Regions from separate parts of the Homo sapiens genome. Here regions 1, 3 and 4 are each linked to region 2. The links are chromatin loops, found by intact Hi-C in ENCODE. Cell type or tissue: GM12878. All regions are shown on one strand. Region 1 overlaps ARHGEF38 (Rho guanine nucleotide exchange factor 38). Region 2 overlaps TET2-AS1 (TET2 antisense RNA 1). Region 3 has its middle 89 kb from the start of TET2. Region 4 overlaps TET2 (tet methylcytosine dioxygenase 2).

Region 1 (5,000 bases), 290 kb after region 2:
ATGTATTTGATATAACTGCTATTCTGGCAGATATCAATGGTTACTAACATGTTCATTTACATACTTATTCAAATGTTGATTTTAAATGCACATAGCATCAGACTCTGTCACTACCTTTCCTTATGGTACAGTCCTCCCTGTCAACTCTTATTCTTTGAAAAATTTGGAACCTAGCCCACTGTGTCTATGTATTCTCACTCTCTCGCTCTCCTCCTTAATTCTGACATCTTTTTTAGGTAATTTCAATATTCATGCAAATAACCCATGCAACATTCGGGCCTCTCAGTTCTTTCACTTTTTCATATCCAACAATCTTTCCTCAATCCCATTCAGCCACTCACGCCAGGGTCATAACCTAGAACTTGCCATTACCAACAACTTCATCCCCTCAAAATCAGAATTTCAAGCTTACTATTCTCTGATGCCCAAGCCTACTCCCACTGGTACGATTTCTGACAACCTTCTGATGGCACCGAGACCTCCAAACTATGGACATTACTACCATTTCTCTCTTCATCGGGCCCAAAGATGCTTTAATTTCTATGGGTCCTTCATTATAATCGCTCCTTGCACACGACCTCAATTCCTTTTTCTCTCTTTCTTTCCATTTACTTCCCTGCAACAACTTACTCGAGTGAAGTTCAATTTTTCGTCTACTTCACACCTTTACCTGTGCAGCAGAATTAATCTCTTATAAAATTCATGACCACTTTCTACTGGGGCCCCCAGTAATGTTTCTGAGGAGATTCTCTCACATTCTTTTCCTCACATGTCAAACACCCCTTTTTCTTCTCTCAGCTTATGCCCTTTTCCATCATTTCATAAAGAAACTAGAAACAATAAGATGTGCACACTCCCAACACCAAATCTACCAACTTACTGCATCTCTACCTATATAAGTTGGCTTCCTCCTATTACCGGAAGCAATGGTTCCCGCTTCTAATGAAGGATGACCTCTCTCTGCTAGTGCAGTGGATTCTATCCCCTCAGACTGAAAGGTTTTACTCCAGTCTGTGTCCTTTCTCTCTCCTGAATAATTAGTTTACCCTCCTTATGGAATCATTCATAGCACTATTATCTACTATCTTAAAAACCAAAATCAAACACAAACAAACCAAAAAAATTGTTTTCCTCGATCCTAAAGGAATCATCTATATTCATTGTCTATTTTAAAATTAAATATAAAATATTTACTAGGTATAAGAACATTTGTGACTAAAACATGTTTCAAAATAAGCACAATTTATCAAAAATCTGTCCCTGCGATTGGCTAATGATCAATATAAAAAACAGTAAAAAACACGCCCAGTTGCAGTGGCTCACACCTGTAATCCCAGCACTTTGGAAAGATCAGCACAACCAGGAGGATTGCTTGAGGCCAGGAGTTCGAGACCAGCCTGGGCAGCATAGGGAGACCTCATCCCTATTTAAAAAAAAACAGCCAAGTGTAGTGGCTTGCTTCTGTAGTCCAGGCTACTCAGGAGGCTGAGGTGGGAGGATCACTTGAGCCCAGGAGGTTGAGGCTGCAGTGAGCCATGATCACGCCACTGTACTGCAGCCTGAGAGACAGAGCAAGACCCTGTCTCCAGAAGAAACAAATAAACAGACAGACAAAAACATCAAATATACAAGAAAAGTCTTTCTTTGAATTCTTAGTCCACATTTGTATCAAATGGACTAAGTTTACCTTATATGAAAATGTTGCCAATTTAAATAATCTGCTACATTGGTGAGTCAAACTAGCCCCGCTAAAATGAATGTCATTGATAGCTGTATTCTTATATATTTTCTCCAATTCTTTTTTGTGCTTTTACTTTTTGTTATTTTTCTTTACTTGTTTTTGGCTTCCTATGAAACTCTTATAAGCAGTTCTCAGAATTGGTGTCTTAGACCATGCCAGGTAAAACTTTTCCATTATGGTAACATTTATGGTCGTTTATTTGGCACATTTGGCTTTTGCTCTCAATACTGTGAATTACAATTCTCAAAATTCTAACTCACATTTTCTAGGTTGTTTTATTTGAATTGTTTATAGGTTGTTGATTTTTCACACTTTGACCTTGTTATTTAGCTATCTTTCAATGCTGTCTGCTCTCTGCCTTCCTCATTGTGGACTTTAATTTCATTCTATTAGTTCTCTCCACTAAGGTAATAGCAATTCTCTTAAGGTTCTCAGAATTCTCATGTCAGATCTGCCTTTTTCCCACTTCTCAAAACTTTTAACCTTTGATTAAGTAAATAAATGTTCGGGTACTCATATGACTCTTATCAGCGTTTATATGAGTGCTGAGGTAGTTAGTTGACACCACCAGTTCATTCAGTTCACTACCTTTTCAATGTTCGTTAGTTCTTTCCTGTTCTCACTTCCCTTCTGGACATTTAACTACCAGTGTCTTTGAGCACAAACCACCTGTCATCACTGTCAAAATGTGTAGATTAACACATACAGTTTTCAGATAACTATAGCAATAATCTGTAAACCAAGCTTAGCTAAACCTGGGGCAACATAAATATTTTACAACTACAGGTTAAGCTAGGAGAGAATTTGGGTATCATCGGATTCATCATCTTTTCTCTATACAAAATCAAACTCAGACCACTCCCAGTAAAAACAAAACAAAACAAGTCATTTTATTTAAGTGAAAATTGGATGAAGGAAGTTGAAAACTGAGGAAAGTACCAGAAGTTCCTGGCTTAACTGAGTCACCTTGTATGAGTGAATCAGTGTACAAATGAGTGATTAGATCTAGCCCTTGACTGACAACTGTTCTGTGACAATCGTGCTGTAAACTTTAATCTTAACTTCAAGGCTTTTCTATGTCAGACCTTTACCGAACTGATAATACATCAAACTCAGCAGTTACACATCTTCTTTAATAGCAGCACTGTGAGAGGTTTTGCAAAGAAGGCAAACGTTATCCACATCAGTTAGTGTTGAAACATTTAGTGGGAAAACAGGTTCTAGTTATTTATTATCCAAACAGGGCAGTGAGAGATACTCTATGTTTTTGGCTATAAGTCAAAGTAAATCAAACTAGAGTAGACTAATCTAACAATGGAAAGGGCAAAAAGTGATTGAAAGGAATAGCTGGAGGAATTTGAGTACTGTACTTATTTTTATTTTTCTTTGTTTTTTAATTATTTTCAGTTGCTAAAATTCACATAGTGCAAATCTACCAAAGATCTCAAGGGGGCTATAGAATTCCTCAGCTACTCGGTTTCCTCCCCTAGAGGCAAACTCCATTACCAGCATCTTTTTACCCATCCAATGATATTTCAAGTGTATGTGTTTGAATGCACACTTGGTAGATTTTATTTCTATAACAAGAAAGTTATGTGTATTTATTTTGAATTTACTCATATTTGGTTTAATCATGTGCCTTATGCTCAAAAATTTGTGTTTTCTAAAAAATGGTTTAAAATATATATAATTTTGTATTGACAGGAATTCAGTTGGAATTTTCTGTTAAAATTTTGATATACTATATGGCAACATTATATAAATAATTTTCACTAGAAAAAATATATAGAGGAAAATAATCACCTGTAGTCTTGCCACTTAGAAATAAGCACAATAATTATTTTGGCTTATTGTTTATACAAACATACTGAAATATTTTCTGGAATAGGAATTATACCATACACAGTTGTCCCTCAGTATCTACGGGGCACTGGCTCCAGGATCCACCAAGAATACCAAAATACATGGAAGCTTAAGTGTCTGACGTAAAATGCAATGGTTACATTTACACATAACCTACACACATCCTACTGTATACTTTAAATCATCTCTAGATTATTTATGGTACCTAATACAATGTAAATGCCATCTAAATTGTTGTTATACTATATTGTTTAGGGAATAATGATAAGAAAGAGAGTCTGTTCAATACAGATGCATTTTAAAAAATATTCTTGATCCACAGAGGACTGATTCCATAGACATGGAACTCAAGGATTCAGAGGGTTGACTGTATGCCATTATGGAATATTTTCCCCTGATGACAACTATATATTTACACATTTTATTTTCAGCCACAAATAACAAATATGAAATTGAAAATTTAAAAAAACTTATTAAAATAAGGGACCATAAATTTGATGTTCATGCTCTCTCTCAATTCAGAGTCCTTGAATGTAAAATGGTGCCTATTACCAGTGTTATCAGTCATACCTAGGTTAGCAGTGGGCTGTTTCAATGTCAGGATGGTGGGGAGTATATTGAGCAATGGTTCTGTGTGACATCCTACAAAATCTCTCCCTCAGGGTCCAAAGTGGGTGAGGAAAGCCCTGGGATAGGGAAACACAAAAGAGAGGGAGTTAGGGAGGGAAAATTCTTAGCTGGCCGCTTTTTCAAAGGAGCAAGGGAGGGAAGGCACTCCAGGGCTCAGGCATTCAGCTTCCTGCTTGTGCCCCCCACCCCAAACCAAGTTGCTGTAGCGTCAGCCATCATACCAACCCTGTCAGAGAAGGCTGCGTGTGAGGAGGGCTCACCAACTCCCTGAGAACACAGTATAGATCCAAGTATCCCTGAAAGGAGACAGGGAGGAGGGGAATATAGATGTACTATAATAATAAAAATACTGTTCAAAGACCATAATACAATGAAAATTTATATATAATAAAGAGATAGCCAAAGTCCCATTGACTTCCTATGCATTTTAAGCTATATTTACTGCTAAAGTATTCAGTGAAACTTGTATATCCCTTTGCTGTGTTTTTCATGGCTCTTCCTTCACCAGAGTGAGCCCATTGCCGTCCTATACAACAGGAACTGCAGCTTCAGCACGTCATGGGAATCTTCCTGAGTTCCATATCCTGCCCTCTCTTCCGATGTTTTTAGCTGGTTGGGCATCCCTGGTGACCGTCATGACACCTCAAAGCTAGGTTCTACCTCTATATCCAGCCCCTGGCTGCCTTGCTGTGGAACAGCACTCCCAGAAATTATACAGTGCATAGCGGCTCTGCAGCAGCCCTGATGCACTGCTTACTCGGCTCTA
Region 2 (5,000 bases):
GCAGGATACAATTTTATGAGATTCATTTTAGAGCTAAGAATACACACAGATTGAGTGTGAAATAATGAGAAAAGGTAATCCATGCAAACAGCAACCAAAAGAGAGCAAGGATGACCATATTTATATTAGACAAAGTCAACTTTTTTCTGGTGTACATAGAACATTCTTCAGAATAGAAATGTTAAGCAACTGAAGCTTAACAAAAAAGTCTTAATAAATGTTAAACATTTATTAACAAAAAAGTCTTAACAAATGTTAAAAGGTTGATATCATACAAAGTATCCCTTACAATTATAATGGAATGAAACTAGAAATGAGTAGCAGAAGGAAAACTGGAAAATTCACACACATTGAAATTAAACAATATACTCAAACAGCCAATGGGTTAAAGAAGAAACTATAGAGAAACTGGAAAATATTTTGAGAGAAATGAAAACACAACCCCCCGACACTTATGGCATGTACAGAAATCAGACCCAAGAGAAAAATGTATAGCTGTAAATGCTTACATTAAAAAGAAGGATGTCAAATTAACAATGTACTTTACACTTTTAGGAACTAAAAAAAGAAAAAACTAAACCCACAGCCAGAAGAAGGAAGGAAAGATTACAACAAAGATACAATACAGGATACAAAAAAAAAAAAACAAAAAAATTAAACCAAAAGTAAGCTCTTAGAAAAGATCAACAAAATGTTTAGCTAGAATGACTAAGAAAAAAAGCTCAAGTAACTAAAATCAGAAATGAAAGAGGATATTACTACCAATTTTACAGAAATAGAAAACGATTACATCAGTGATTGTCAGAGTTAGAGGTGAGGAAACAAATAGGGCACAGAAGATTTTTAGGGCAGTGAAACTACTTGGTATGACACTGTAATGGTGGATACAGGTATATATTTGTTTAAATCCATAGAATGTACAAATCGAGCAAACCCATGTGTAAACTGTGGGCTCTGCATAATTATGTGTCAATGTAGGTTCAGCCAAGCAAAAGTGTCCTTTTCATGATAAAGATTCAAAATGATGCCCCTCAATGCTAACTCAATTAAGCATCTACAACAGGCCAGGCTTTGTGGTAGAACTACAAACAGCGTTGGAAATAACGGTAAGTTTCAGCCCCTACAGACTTCAAGTATAGCTGCAGGTTGAGAAAATCATATTCAATAAGTGCTCAGTTGCTTATGGTTTGCGATGGCAGTGATGGTCAGTCCAAGTATTTTCAGGTCAAGGCACACAACTTTCCAAAGATTATGCTTTCATCTGCCATACAGGCTGTGATATTACTCACATATTTGCAGCTTAGGAAGTTCCCAAGAGGGCTTGAAGCAAGAGGCTTGCTATGGATATTACTAATCACTAACATTTAAGAGTACTGTGGGCTAAATATTGATTTCAGCATTTTACATGTATTTATTCTTTTAATCCTTATAACCACAATTTAAGGGAAGTACAATTTTTATCTCCATTTCATGCTTGAGAAAACTGAGACACAGAATATCAATAATTTTCTTAAAACAGAGCTAATAAGTGGCTCCAGAGCCTGGTAGAAAGCAAGGCAGATATGAGGAGTTCTATTCTATCAGGGCAATAGGATGTTGGGCTGCCCAGTCAGAACAGTGAAAAGCCCAGTAGGCCAGCCTTTCCCCCAGCTGTCCAATTTTTTAATAGAGCTCCTGGTGGCAACATGTAGATTAGCCTTATTTAGACCTGTCAGCAAAGTCCTGGGGATCATGTCTGGGCCCCGTTAATAAATGGCTAAGATACACTGCCTACCATTTCTCTGTTCCACAGAAAGGGGTCTGGGTCAGTGAGAAAGAGAGTGGGAAGGAAAAGTCAAAAACATCCTCAGTTCCAATGACACAGCTTAGGATGGTGAGTATATGTCACATACACATTAAAACCCCCCTAATTAGGTTGTCCACTTCTGACTCGGAAAAGCCTCAGTGGAAAACATTATGCCATGATGCTACAATACCTGGGATTCTGCTCTGTTCAGCACTTCCAACCTTGAAGGACAAAAGCAAAACAGTGTGGGTGTAGGTGGGTGTGTGTCTGGCTGCAAGCACATGCCAGCCACTGCTGTCACACAGCCTTGCCTATGCCTTGGTATATTAAAGAGTGGTGAGTCACTCACACTTATGATAACCATTCATAACTAGAATTTTAGAAGAGGGGAAAACCCCAGGGCTGTACAGAATGACACGTGACACTCTCCAATGGAAGGACAGAAAGAGCAGAAGCCTCTTGCTAAATCTAACCATGAGCTCTTTCAGAGAAAAGAGGGCCGTTCAGCTTTTCTGCGTCACTATTAATGTGAGCCAGCTGGAAACAGAAAGAATGACTCAAGAGAGTACTACCTATCCTGGAAATGGGGTCAAAGCAGGTATGGTGGGGGAACTGGTTGTGGGCGAGACTGAAGGAGGAAGAAAGATGAGATGTGTGTTTCCTCAAAGTTGATGCTCCTCTCAGTTATTTACTCTTCTCAAGGGTGTCATCAGTATTCTCGGAAGGTCTCAAAAGTGGCAGGGTTCCACCTACCTCAGGTTTTTTTTGCATATTTAATCTTTTATATTTAATATTTAAAAACAATTTTTACATCTTTCACCGCAGGAATTTCCAGTTTGTAAATTGGAAAGCGCTGGAAAGCTGGACCCACTCAGTAACAAGACAACTCCAATCAAAGCAGGTGTTTGCAGGCATCAAGGTCAAGCTGGGCTGGGACAGCCAAGGGCAGCCCAGAGGTCCTTCTCATAGCACTACCTTCTCATAGTACTACCCTGTCTTGAGCAAAGACCCTTGTGGGACCATCAGCAGGATTTGGATGACTAACAGAGGGCAAATTTCATGCTGCTTTGAGCCTAATGCCTCTTTGTTTTTACTGCATTTTTTTTTAATTTTTTTTTTTTTATTATACTTTAAGTTTTAGGGTACATGTGCACATTGTGCAGGTTAGTTACATATGTATACATGTGCCATGCTGGTGCGCTGCACCCACTAACGTGTCATCTAGCATTAGGTATATCTCCCAGTGCTATCCCTCCCCCCTCCCCCGACCCCACCACAGTCCCCAGAGTGTGATATTCCCCTTCCTGTGTCCATGTGATCTCATTGTTCAATTCCTACCTATGCGTGAGAATATGCGGTGTTTGGTTTTTTGTTCTTGCGATAGTTTACTTAGAATGATGGTTTCCAATTTCATCCATGTCCCTACAAAGGACATGAACTCATCATTTTTTATGGCTGCATAGTATTCCATGGTGTATATGTGCCACATTTTCTTAATCCAGTCTATCATTGTTGGACATTTGGGTTGGTTCCAAGTCTTTGCTATTGTGAATAATGCCGCAATAAACATACGTGTGCATGTGTCTTTATAGCAGCATGATTTATAGTCCTTTGGGTATATACCCAGTAATGGGATGGCTGGGTCAAATGGTATTTCTAGTTCTAGATCCCTGAGGAATCGCCACACTGACTTCCACAATGGTTGAACTAGTTGACAGTCCCACCAACAGTGTAAAAGTGTTCCTATTTCTCCACATCCTCTCCAGCACCTGTTGTTTCCTGACTTTTTAATGATTGCCATTCTAACTGGTGTGAGATGATATCTCATAGTGGTTTCGATTTGCATTTCTCTGATGGCCAGTGATGATGAGCATTTTTTCATGTGTTTTTTGGCTGCATAAATGTCTTCTTTTGAGAAGTGTCTGTTCATGTCCTTTGCCCACTTTTTGATGGGGTTGTTTGTTTTTTTCTTGTAAATTTGTTTGAGTTCATTGTAGATTCTGGATATTAGCCCTTTGTCAGATGAGTAGGTTGCGAAAATTTTCTCCCATGTTGTAGGTTGCCTGTTCACTCTGATGGTAGTTTCTTTTGCTGTGCAGAAGCTCTTTAGTTTAATTAGATCCCATTTGTCAATTTTGGCTTTTGTTGCCATTGCTTTTGGTGTTTTGGACATGAAGTCCTTGCCCACGCCTATGTCCTGAATGGTAATGCCTAGGTTTTCTTCTAGGGTTTTTATGGTTTTAGGTCTAACGTTTAAATCTTTAATCCATCTTGAATTGATTTTTGTATAAGGTGTAAGGAAGGGATCCAGTTTCAGCTTTCTACATATGGCTAGCCAGTTTTCCCAGCACCATTTATTAAATAGGGAATCCTTTCCCCATTGCTTGTTTTTCTCAGGTTTGTCAAAGATCAGATAGTTGTAGATATGCGGCATTATTTCTGAGGGCTCTGTTCTGTTCCATTGATCTATATCTCTGTTTTGGTACCAGTACCATGTTGTTTTGGTTACTGTAGCCTTGCAGTATAGTTTGAAGTCAGGTAGTGTGATGCCTCCAGCTTTGTTCTTTTGGCTTAGGATTGACTTGGCGATGCGGGCTCTTTTTTGGTTCCATATGAACTTTAAAGTAGTTTTTTCTAATTCTGTGAAGAAAGTCATTGGTAGCTTGATGGGGATGGCATTGAATCTATAAATTACCTTGGGTAGTATGGCCATTTTCATGATATTGATTCTTCCTATCCATGAGCATGGAATGTTCTTCCATTTGTTTGTGTCCTCTTTTATTTAGTTGAGCAGTGGTTTGTAGTTCTCCTTGAAGAGGTCCTTCACATCCCTTGTAAGTTGGATTCCTAGGTATTTTATTCTCTTTGTAGCAATTGTGAATGGGAGTTCACTCATGATTTGGCTCTGTGTTTGTCTGTTATTGGTGTACAGGAATGCTCATGATTTTTGCACATTAATTTTGTATCCTGAGACTTTGCTGAAGTTGCTTATCAGCTTAAGGAGATTTTGGGCTGAGATGATGGGGTTTCCTAAATATACAATCATGTCATCTGCAAACAGGGACAATTTGACTTCCTCTTTTCCTAATTGAAAACCCTTTATTTCCTTCTCCTGCCTGATTGCCCTGGCCAGAACTTCCAACACTACGTTGAATAGGAATGGTGAGAGAGGGCATCCCTGTCTTGTGCCAGTTTTCAAAGGGGATGCTTCCAG
Region 3 (5,000 bases), 250 kb before region 2:
CCAAAAGCAATTTCAACAAAAACAAAAATTGGCAAACAAGATCTAATTAAACTAAAGAGCTTCTGCACAGCAAAAGAAACTATCAACAGAGTAAACAGACAACCTACAAAATGGGGGAAAATTTTTGCAAACTATGCATCTGACAAAGATCTAATATCCAGCATCTGTAAGGAACTCAAATTTACAAGAAAAAAGCAAACAATGCCATTTAAAAGTGGACAAAGGATACGAACAGACACTTATGAAATTAAGATGTACATGTGACCAACACACATATGAAAAAAAGCTCAACACCACTGATCACTAGAGAAATACAAATTGAAACTACAATGAGATACCATCTCACACCACTCAATGGCTATTATTAGAAAGTCCAAAAACAATAGATGCTGGCAAAGTTGTAGAGAAAAAGAAATGATTTTTACACTGTTGGTGGGAGTATAAATCAGTTCAACCATTGTGGAAGACAGTATGAGGATTTCTCAAAGACCTAGAGGCAGAAATACCATTTGACCCAGCAATCCTTTTGCTGAGTATATACCCAAAGGAATATAGATCAGTCTACTATAAAGACACATGCATACTGTATGTTCATTGCAGCACTGTTCACAATAGCAAAGACGTGGGATCAACCTATTATATGTCCATCAATGATAGACTGGATAAGGAAAACATGGTACACATACACCATGGAATACTATGTAGCCATAAAAAGAAGCAAGATAATGTCCTTTGCGAGGACATGGATGGAGCTGGAGGCCGTTATCCTTAGCAAACTAAGAAAGAAAATCAAATACTGCATGTTCTCACTAAATGATGAGAACATGGACACATGGTGGGGAACCACAGACACTGGGGCCTGTTGGAGGGTAGGGGTTAGGAAGAGGAAGAAGGTCAGGATGAATAGCTGATGGTTTCTGGGTTTAATATCTGGGTGAGCAGATAATCTGTGCAGCAAACCACCACATTCACCTATGTAACAAGCTGCATGTTCTGCATATGTACCTCTGAACTTAAAATAAAAGTTGGAAATTTAAAAGAAGAAGAAAAGGACTAAAAAGCCATGATTCTAAGTGTTTACCTTGAAAAATAGAAAAAAAATTGAAAAAACCCCAGATAAGACTTTTTAAATTGAAAACAAATGTAAAATATAGAAAATCGACAATTGCCAAAGATAAAATTCATAAAAGTTAGCTTCTGGGCTTTGGTAATTTTTTTAAATTGCTGGTTTTGTGAGTGGGTTTACTTTGTGAAAAATCATTGGTCTCTGTACTATGTTTTATACACCTTTATGTGTAAAAAGTTTACTTAAAAAATAATAATTTTGAAACATGGTCAGGAATTCTTCTTTCCAAGCTGCATCTGCCGTTTGGTAACATCTTTCCAGCACTTTGAAAGAGAGCATAATGAGATACTCAAATTCTGTCTTTGCAGATCCTCTCCTCTTTCACCATTCTTCTTCCAAGTCTCCCATAGCCTCATATCTTCATTACCCAAGGCCAGCTTTCCTGAACTCATCCTCTAGGGACTCTGACTGAAAAATCCCTACAGCATGCCAATATGCCTCACTGCTACAGGAGTAAGACTTTCTAAGATTTGCCCATTTTTTTTCCTTCACTGAAATGTACTTATCTCATAACATTAGGCCAAAAGCAAAAAAGTTCTGTGATCAAAGAAGTTGAGGGAACACAGAATATTTTATCCCCATCCTGAGATTCATAAAACACATATAGTTTATTAAAATGCCCAATGAGTCCTGCAGTAGATAAACTTATCTTTATTTACTCCATTTTCAAAATGAACTTTACCATAGAAGTCTTTTTTTCACAGCACGGCATGGTGACTTACGCCTGTAATCCCAGCACTTTGGGAGGCCGAGGCAGGCGGATCATCTGAGGTCAGGAGTTTGAGAACAGCCTGGCCAACAAAGTGAAACCCCATCTCTATTAAAAATACAAAAATTAGCCAGGCATGGTGGCAGGCGCCTGTAGTCCCAGCTACTCGGGAGGCTGAGGCAGGAGAATCACTTGAACCCGGGAGCCAGAGGTTACAGTGAGCCTAGTTCACACCATTGCACTCCAGCCTGGGTGACCAGAGCAAGACTAAGTCTCAAAAAAAAAAAAAAGTCTTTTTTCACATCATCACATCATAAAGCCTTTTCATTTATTCAAATATTTATAGAGCGCCTAGTATGCCAAATACTAATTTCTGTGCTGGTGATAAATCCATGAGCTCTTGGAGTTTAAGCTCTCAGTAACGACGGCAGAAAGTAAAGACTAAATTCATACATGATTTCAGGTAATAATAAACATTATGAATAAAAATTAAGCAGGGTATAGTGATTAAACAATGACAACTGAGGTTGGAGTATAGGAATCCACAGAACAAAACTTTGGAAATTTTGCCTTAGTGTGTAACCATGTGCTAACTGAAGTAACAAAGTCCCTTTGGAGAAGGTTTGAGAAAACCTTCAACACTCTCTCTTCAATTAGTGTGTGTGAAAAAGTACAAGGATACTTATTACCTGATCTTGAAGACCAGTGCTATTGATAGGGACTTCTGGCCAGCTAGGAGAGAAGGTAGTGTTGTGCAAGGCGTTCAAGAGACTCGGGGCCCCTACAATTATACTTTGTAAATGGAACTTACTCAATGCACTCCTAAGGCAATTGCCCCTTCCTAGAAAATTGGAGAAGTGTAATGGTTGCGCAGTTTCCTGAACACACAGATCTCAGCTGCTTAATTTATTTTACAGTGTTTTTTATTAGCCTATAGTTGACTAGTATAATTTTTCCTTTCTACAGACATGGAAACTGGATTTCCAGGTTTCATGCTGTTCCTCACATAATAAATCAGGTCAATCTATGAATTCTTTTTTTCACTATTTCACAATACCTATTTGATATCTACTGTCTGTGTAGCTCTGTCTCAGGTATGCAAAAATAAATGTGACCCAGAGGAACTTACGAGCATATTATAGTCGGAAGGTCAGGTACTTTCCCTTTGTGTTTCCCAGCCTCTGTCTTAAGAAATCAGTAAATGCCTCACAAACAGATGTAATTCATTTGTTTATGACTTTCCCAGGCCACACAGAACACAATAAACAGAGTATATGCCTGAGATATATTTAGAGTCTTCACCCAAGAAGGCTTTGGATGGTTTTTAAATACTGAGGGTAATGATAAATACAATACTCTTTTGCCAATCAATAGAAGTACGATATTACAAAAACAGAACTTCTCCTTATTCTTCTCACTGGGAAGGATTTGCTCAGCAGCATAGCTTTTAACACTCTTACGACTTAAAATAAGATACTCAAAACTGGGCAGATAAAGCATCGATTCTAATCCACCACCTGAAGTCATATGACTCATCTGAAGCAGAAGTGGAAAAAAAAATCTAGACCAGGAATCTCAAATTATCACAGGCAGCAAAGAAAGTCAAAATGATTGTACCAATGAGTCATCCGCCATCTGCTTCTCTTCCAGAAAATGTAAGTCAAGGTACAGATAAGCAGGAGTAAACCAACATCAAGAAAATGCAAACCACAATGTTCTTCTACAATGATAGAAGGAAATATGAAGTATATTAAAAGCTAACACAAGGAGATTAGATTGACTCAGAACCTCACTGAGCAGGCTGGGAAGATAATAGGTTTTGTAAGACCCAATACCTGCAGTAAATGATATGGGAAAGGGAAGGAGGCCTATACTATGGCTAAAAAGGGAACTGAAAGCCAAGAGACTCAATAGGTGAGTTCCAGTTTACCAATTTATTCTTCCCACTCCATTTGCTGACTCAAGTTGTGATACAGAAGATAGGAAATCTCATCTTCCTAACAAGAAGACTCCATTCCTATGAGGAAAAATAAGCTGAGAGTCCACTTGAAATCTCTTCTTGATACCTCCACATCCATCATCCCTCTCTTATGATCCACTTTTGGCTACCTTACTAGAACAGAGAACTGTTCTGTGGAATTATTCATTCCATTGCTCTTGTTTTATATTGATAGTTTAGCACTCATCATACTGTATTACAGGGCATTATTTGTACTTTTTCTCTTTAATATATATAAATTCCTTCAGTCATGTGTCATAGCAATAGCTAATTAATACTCATTATTTTATCCTACCAATCTTTATTGAGCACCTACTATGGGCCAAACACTGTTCTTGGGGCTTATGATATATTAAAAAACAAACTATGATCTCTGCCTTTGTGAAGCTTACATTCAAGTGGGAGGCAGGAATAGAAAATCATCATAAGTAGATATGCTAGTATGTTTGAAGATGATAAACATCACTGAAAAGAAAAACAGTAGAATAAGAAAGATCAGGAATGCCAGAAGGTAGTGTTGGGGAAGGGGTAGTTTGCGGCATTAAAGAGGACAGTCAGAGCGGGCTTTATTGAGAAGGTGAGATTTGCCCAGACTTGAAGGAGGTGATGGAGTTAGTCAAGTGAATTTTGAGAACAGATGTATTACACTTTCTTCTTCAAGCTCCATCAAGGACTTTAAGCCAGTGCTACCTTGAGACTCAGGAGATTTGGTAAGTTCACCAAGCTGCCAGAACACTTGTTTTTGGCTCACATAATATATTCAGTGAGTAAGACTTTAGTCATTTTGTTACTATTGTGTGACATGGGAGACTGAGAACAGGAACAGAGAAAGGAGAAGCAGCACAGCACTCAAGAGTGGGGTGGGAATGGGGAGAAGAGGGACCTCCACTCTCATCTGAATCAAGAAAGATTCTGGAAATCTTGTGGGTAGAATGAAGTCAGCCCTTCCTGTTTCCTAAATGTCCTTCCTTGTGATGAGTTTTAATTATCTAAACCTGTCATAAAACTCTACAGAGTCTCTTTGTTGTCTTTAAAGACTTCTTTTTGCTGGCTCTTTTTATTCATTCTTTATTTCTGTGGTGACCAAAAGGATCAATCTCAGCTATATTTTCTGGAGAGGCCCAGGAGAGGGAATTCCAGTTTTGTTGTTCAGTTTCAGCCCTGTA
Region 4 (5,000 bases), 110 kb before region 2:
TTCTGTTTCAAATCGGTCTTTCCAAAGTCTTCTTGTGCTCCTTTGTAGACACTCTTCAGTCAGAGAGAGCTTTTTAATCTCCTCCAATTTGCTGCAGCTGTATCTGTGCCTCAAAACAACGCTTTCTCCCCATTCCTCTTTTCTCTCTGCCCTTGGAACTCTGTGGACTTCTCTCATGTTTTTAACCTACTCCCTTTTATCAGTGCATGTCATCTCCACTTATTTGTAGCACCCAATATTTTTACTACATCTTTGACCAATTAAGTCTTACTTGGGTTATGTTTTTAAAGTAGGTATCTTATTAGGTGGTCCTTTTAAAGTATATGTCCAGTCTCTCCAGCTAAATTAAAACCCTTGAGCACAGAGACCACATGTTATAATGTTTTACCTTTTCCATAGCACTTAGCATGTTACCTTGACATGGCATATACTGAATGAATGCTTGCTATTTATGAGTTTAGTTAGTGCCACATCTCATGAAGTACAGGGACTTAATGATTCTCAATCCTGACTTCATCTTACAGTCACCTGGAGAATAAAGTTTCCTCTTAGCTCAACAAGTCAGAATCTCTGAGCAAAATCCTCAACTTCTTACCTAGGTGATACTCTTGTAAGCCACACTGTGAACCACTGGATTCAACAGATGAAGTAATATAAGCCACTGGCTCTTAAGCCTCATTGATTATTGCGGTGAAGATGTGAAGACTAAAGATGCTTTGGGCATGGCAAAGTGTTCTACAGATATTAGAATTGTTATTATGGTACATTTGAGAGTGTCATTGCTTTGAGAAAGATTCTCTAAGTTTTTTAACAGCCACACTGTAATGGAAATATCCAATTATAGGTATCCAAAACCTTTTAAACTCTTTATATCAGGTGTATATACCCTGTTCCTTTTTGCTAACTTAAAAATGTTCAAACTCTGTCTTCTCTAGGCTGGCAAACATTCAGCAGCACACCCTCTCAAGATTGTTTACTTGCCTTTGCTCCTGTTGAGTTACAACGCTTGGAAGCAGGAGATGGGCTCAGCAGCAGCCAATAGGACATGATCCAGGAAGAGCAGTAAGGGACTGAGCTGCTGGTAAGACAGTGGAGACAGTTGACACTTGTTTGTCAAGTATGAATTTATTCCTAATGTAATGGTAATCTCTCTCCCAAACTTCAACTTCAAGTTACCCTGCACCCTCTCAAATACTTTTCTTTATTGTCTATGCTTAGGACACATGGATTAGATTGTTAAGATTTGTGAATTTACTAAAGTTGTGTACTGACTTATGTATAGCTGTATTTTTCTGGAGAAAGATAGATTTTTATCAATTCTCAATGTCTATGGAGTTTTTAAAAAGAGGTAAGGATTATTCAAATGTAACTATAAACATAAGAAAATGTGATATCTATAACCAGTTGTTAGAGTATTTATCGCCTCCATTTTGCTTCACTTGTAGCCACTTCGTCTCAATCTTGTTAAGGACCAAATAAATGGTATTTGTGGTTACTTGCTGATCTGAAAAGTGAGTACCTCCTGCACCTGGCTAGTCAGTCTTGTGACAATTTGGTGCCATAGAACTAGCAGAGAACTAAATTATGGAATGGCAGATCTCAGGAGCAGCTATGTGATTTTACATACGGTTTGTTTTTAATGGATAGAGACAGAGTCTGGCTATGTTGCCCAGGCTGCTCTGAAACTCCTGGGTTCAAGCCATCATCCTGCCTTAGCCTCTTAAGGAGCTGGGATTACAGGTGCATGCCCCCAGGCCCAGTTCATATGATTTTCTGAAAATACAAAAGAAAGAGGGAGATACAAAATACTTTTTTAATCATGTTCTTATAATTATCTTAATAAAAATCAATTTGCTCTGAATGCCATGACCTGCTGAGTGTCCCAACCTAAGGGTTGTCAGACCATTTTCTCATATATGCATGTATAGAAGTAGGGAACTAATATATTTTTGTCTAAAATGTTTAAGATGAAGATGAGAATGAATTCTACAATATATAATTTTGCCTGAACTATATAAGACAGTTAAAATTATAGAGACATTGCAGGAGAGACTCTGGATTAGATAGAAAAAAGGAAGAATTAGGCTTTTTTTTTGTCTATAATCCTTTTAGTAGGTAATTCAGCTTCAGTTTCACTAAATCTTGTTTATGCATTCAGCATAACAAATCTTCTAATAAGCCTGTATAGCTCTAATCTCTGCCTTACTGCAGACACCTGAGGATATAAGTATCCACTCTGCCACTTGATACTTCTCAGAGACTGTTCTGGTGCTGAGAAATCCTTTCCAGTGTGTCCTCAGTTGAACTCCCATGATTCCTGGATGTTGCCATTTTCAAGACACAGGGCAAGCGCATCTGTCTAGATTACCTCTCTACCTTGGGAATTTTAAGTCACTCTGTGAGGGAAAGAGAACTCAGTATAGTAGTAACTCTCAGAATGAAAATTTTCCCCTTGCATGTTAATATTTTTAGAGTAATCATTGTCACTGAAAATAGACTTCCTCTTTCCCCTCTCATGCTGGAAAATCTTAGGTAATTATGAATAAAGCATTCTTTACTTTTCCCCTCCTCCCTTGATGATTGCTTTACCTCACTCTGTGAGAACTGTGACTACTCATTCTGCTCTTGTCTTTTACATGAGAACTGAGAGCGCATTTTTAAGATGGAATTTTCCTCCTTAATGAAGTCATAACATTAGTCAGAAGATTTTCTCTTCTTGAACGTTAAGCCTGGGTAAGGAATAAAGTGCAGAAGTTTATGGAAAATTATAAGATAACTTAAAAAAAAAACGAAGACAACAAATTAAAATATTAGCCATTGAGGGAAAAGGTTTTACAGGTAGCTCTCTGAGGAGTTCTTCCCTCATATCTCCTCAAAAATCTTGTTTTGCATTTAATTTTTTACAGTTGGATAAGCTCAGCCCTTGACATATTTTCAATAGCAAATAAGCCTAGAGTTTATTTTTAGTACATTTATTAGGAATGTGTTCTTGGGAAAATTATTTAACCTCTGTAAGCCCTGCTTTAAATGGCAAAGAAGAAAGTAGGTAATAATAGATAATAACAGGATTATTTTATGCATTACCTGTACATTGCCCAACATATAGTAAGTTCTCAATTTTATATTGGTATTTGTTTTATTATTAACCACTTTTATTAATGTTGCTTTTAGTTTTTGAAATATGAATTCATTCAAAAATATTTCTTGAGCACCTGCCAAATACCAGGCACTCTTCTAGGAACTAGAGTGGCATTAATGAGTAAGAGGCAAAAATCTCTTCCCTTGTTGAGCTTAGAATCCATTAGAGTAAGAGACAGACACATACAAAATAAAATGTATAATATAGTAAATACCAAGAAGTGCTAAGTTTTAAAAATGTAAAGCAGAAAAAGGAAATTGAGTGGCAGGGTTAGGTAGTAATTGAAGATATAGTAGTCAAGTAAGGCAGCTTCAAGAGAAGATTATGTCTTAAATAAAAATCTGATAAAGATATAAAAACAAGCCATGAAGTTATCTGAAGGAATTGCAGGTAGTGGAGAACAGCCAAAAGACCTGGAGTAGTAAAAGGTTTTATGCAGAGTGATTTAAAAAGAATCACAGTATCTTATACATCAGTAAATATTTACACATACACTTAAGTAAGTGATATGGACAAGAACTTTGGAAGTTGAATAGCAAGGTCCATCTGGACTATAACAGAGGAGGCTTCACAAAGGAAGGTGACAGGGCATGGCCTGGATCCTGAAGGACAGGAAGAATTGGGATCGATAACAAAGAATGACATCCCAGTGGAGAGAAGTGGAGGGGAAACAGCATGAAATGGAGTGAAATAAGAATGTTGGCCTTTAGGGCAGGAATGGGCCAGGCAGAGGGCAAGTGGGAAGCAGGAAAAAGGCGACCTTGTATAAAGTTCATGTTGGCAAATAGAGAGAAGATGGGAAAGCAGGGTAAGGCCAAATTTAGTAAAATCCTAAAGTCAAGCTAAAGATTATTGCATGCTATCCTGAAAATATTGGGGAATAATTAGAGCAGATGAGTAGAAAGGTGAATTCTTGTATTTAGCTATATCATTATTTTTACAAATTTAAACAAATAAGGAAATGGAGGCAGTAGTTGGAGTAATTTAGGAGATAAATTGAAAATGGATTTTGTTAAGAGAGAAGGGAAGATAGATTTTATATATTTTAAGGAAAAATCATGAGGATTTATTTGCTGACTGCACGTAAGAGATAAAAGAGAGGAGTCAAAGATTTCTCTAAAATTTTCAAAATGATTAATTACGTGTTGGTATTAAAAGAAATAGGGAAGTTGGGACATATGAGTTTGAATTCAGCATGAGTCAGTTAAGACAATCAGATGCAGATATTCTTAAGGCAACTAAAGTTCATTTGATATTTGTCATATAGGCTGAATTAAGTTTCTAAGAGCTGTTTTTACTATGCATTAAATCCGTGTAATACTAACATAGTACAAAAGTTGTTTGCTATCCAAATTTTGTATTTTTATAATAAGTTGGAGAGACAGAGAATCAAAAAATTATTGATTTGGAACCATTAGACATCAGCTAGTCCAATTAGTTCATTTTGTGGAAGGAAAAAGGATACCCAGAGATGTTACATGACTTTATAGCCATGCCTCTAGCTAGTATCTAACTTGGTCTAGCCCAGGTCTCCATACTGAGACTCTCCTCCTGCTAATAAAAAAATAATAAAAAAGTATTAGTGGTTTGTATTTTGCTGGCTTGCTTGTGGAGAATAGGATTAGAAGGTTTGACTTGCCTGTTAGCACTCTCTTGTAGCCATTTTTCTAATTAACATACACATTTTACCCTTTCTCATGAAACAGATCTAACTTGTTTAGAAGCTTCAGTCTTCTTGATTTAATTAATCACTTTCTCCCACCTTTAGTCATTGTTGAAGTTTCCTGATTTACAATGTTATCTTTTTATCTTTTCAGTAGTATAAGGAGGAATGATATTTCTACTGTTGTACTATTTTTCT

What was found. Peaks named below come from ENCODE experiments on the same cell type or tissue, not always from the same donor. Only the 100,000 strongest peaks of a DNase experiment are listed, where the experiment ranks them.
Region 1: it touches region 2 in a loop (4-fold over the local background); 1 of 110 quality-filtered maps calls a loop at or near these places.
Region 3: a loop joins it to region 2, with 7 times the contacts of the local background. A loop is called at or near these places in 1 of 110 quality-filtered maps.
Region 4: a loop joins it to region 2, with 2.6 times the contacts of the local background. A loop is called at or near these places in 1 of 110 quality-filtered maps.

The regions. Positions count from the first base shown.
Region 1 is chr4:105,591,952-105,596,951 of GRCh38, forward strand. All of the region lies in intron 2 of ARHGEF38 (Rho guanine nucleotide exchange factor 38), which reads left to right. Among named protein-coding and RNA genes, the nearest start is that of ARHGEF38-IT1, 33 kb to the left of the region's middle. In GM12878, no CTCF peak of the experiment used is centred here; DNase peaks (open chromatin) are centred at 2,340 and 2,740; H3K4me3 peaks cover 602 bases; H3K27ac peaks cover 1,621 bases.
Region 2 is chr4:105,304,342-105,309,341 of GRCh38, forward strand. The region is part of intron 2 of TET2-AS1 (TET2 antisense RNA 1); the gene reads right to left. Among named protein-coding and RNA genes, the nearest start is that of TET2-AS1, 46 kb to the right of the region's middle. RefSeq lists an enhancer at 2,077-2,356. In GM12878, no CTCF peak of the experiment used is centred here; DNase peaks (open chromatin) are centred at 830, 1,130 and 2,230; H3K4me3 peaks cover 606 bases; H3K27ac peaks cover 2,576 bases.
Region 3 is chr4:105,054,900-105,059,899 of GRCh38, forward strand. No RefSeq gene overlaps it. Among named protein-coding and RNA genes, the nearest start is that of TET2, 89 kb to the right of the region's middle. RefSeq lists enhancers at 4,389-4,488, 4,509-4,578. In GM12878, no CTCF peak of the experiment used is centred here; DNase peaks (open chromatin) are centred at 3,002, 3,402, 3,562 and 4,622; H3K4me3 peaks cover 336 bases; H3K27ac peaks cover 3,579 bases.
Region 4 is chr4:105,189,425-105,194,424 of GRCh38, forward strand. TET2 (tet methylcytosine dioxygenase 2) reads left to right here. Exons shown (of 11, transcript NM_001127208.3): 2 at 936-1,081. The region is part of intron 2 of TET2-AS1 (TET2 antisense RNA 1); the gene reads right to left. Among named protein-coding and RNA genes, the nearest start is that of TET2, 45 kb to the left of the region's middle. In GM12878, no CTCF peak of the experiment used is centred here; a DNase peak (open chromatin) is centred at 2,547; H3K4me3 peaks cover 705 bases; H3K27ac peaks cover 2,686 bases.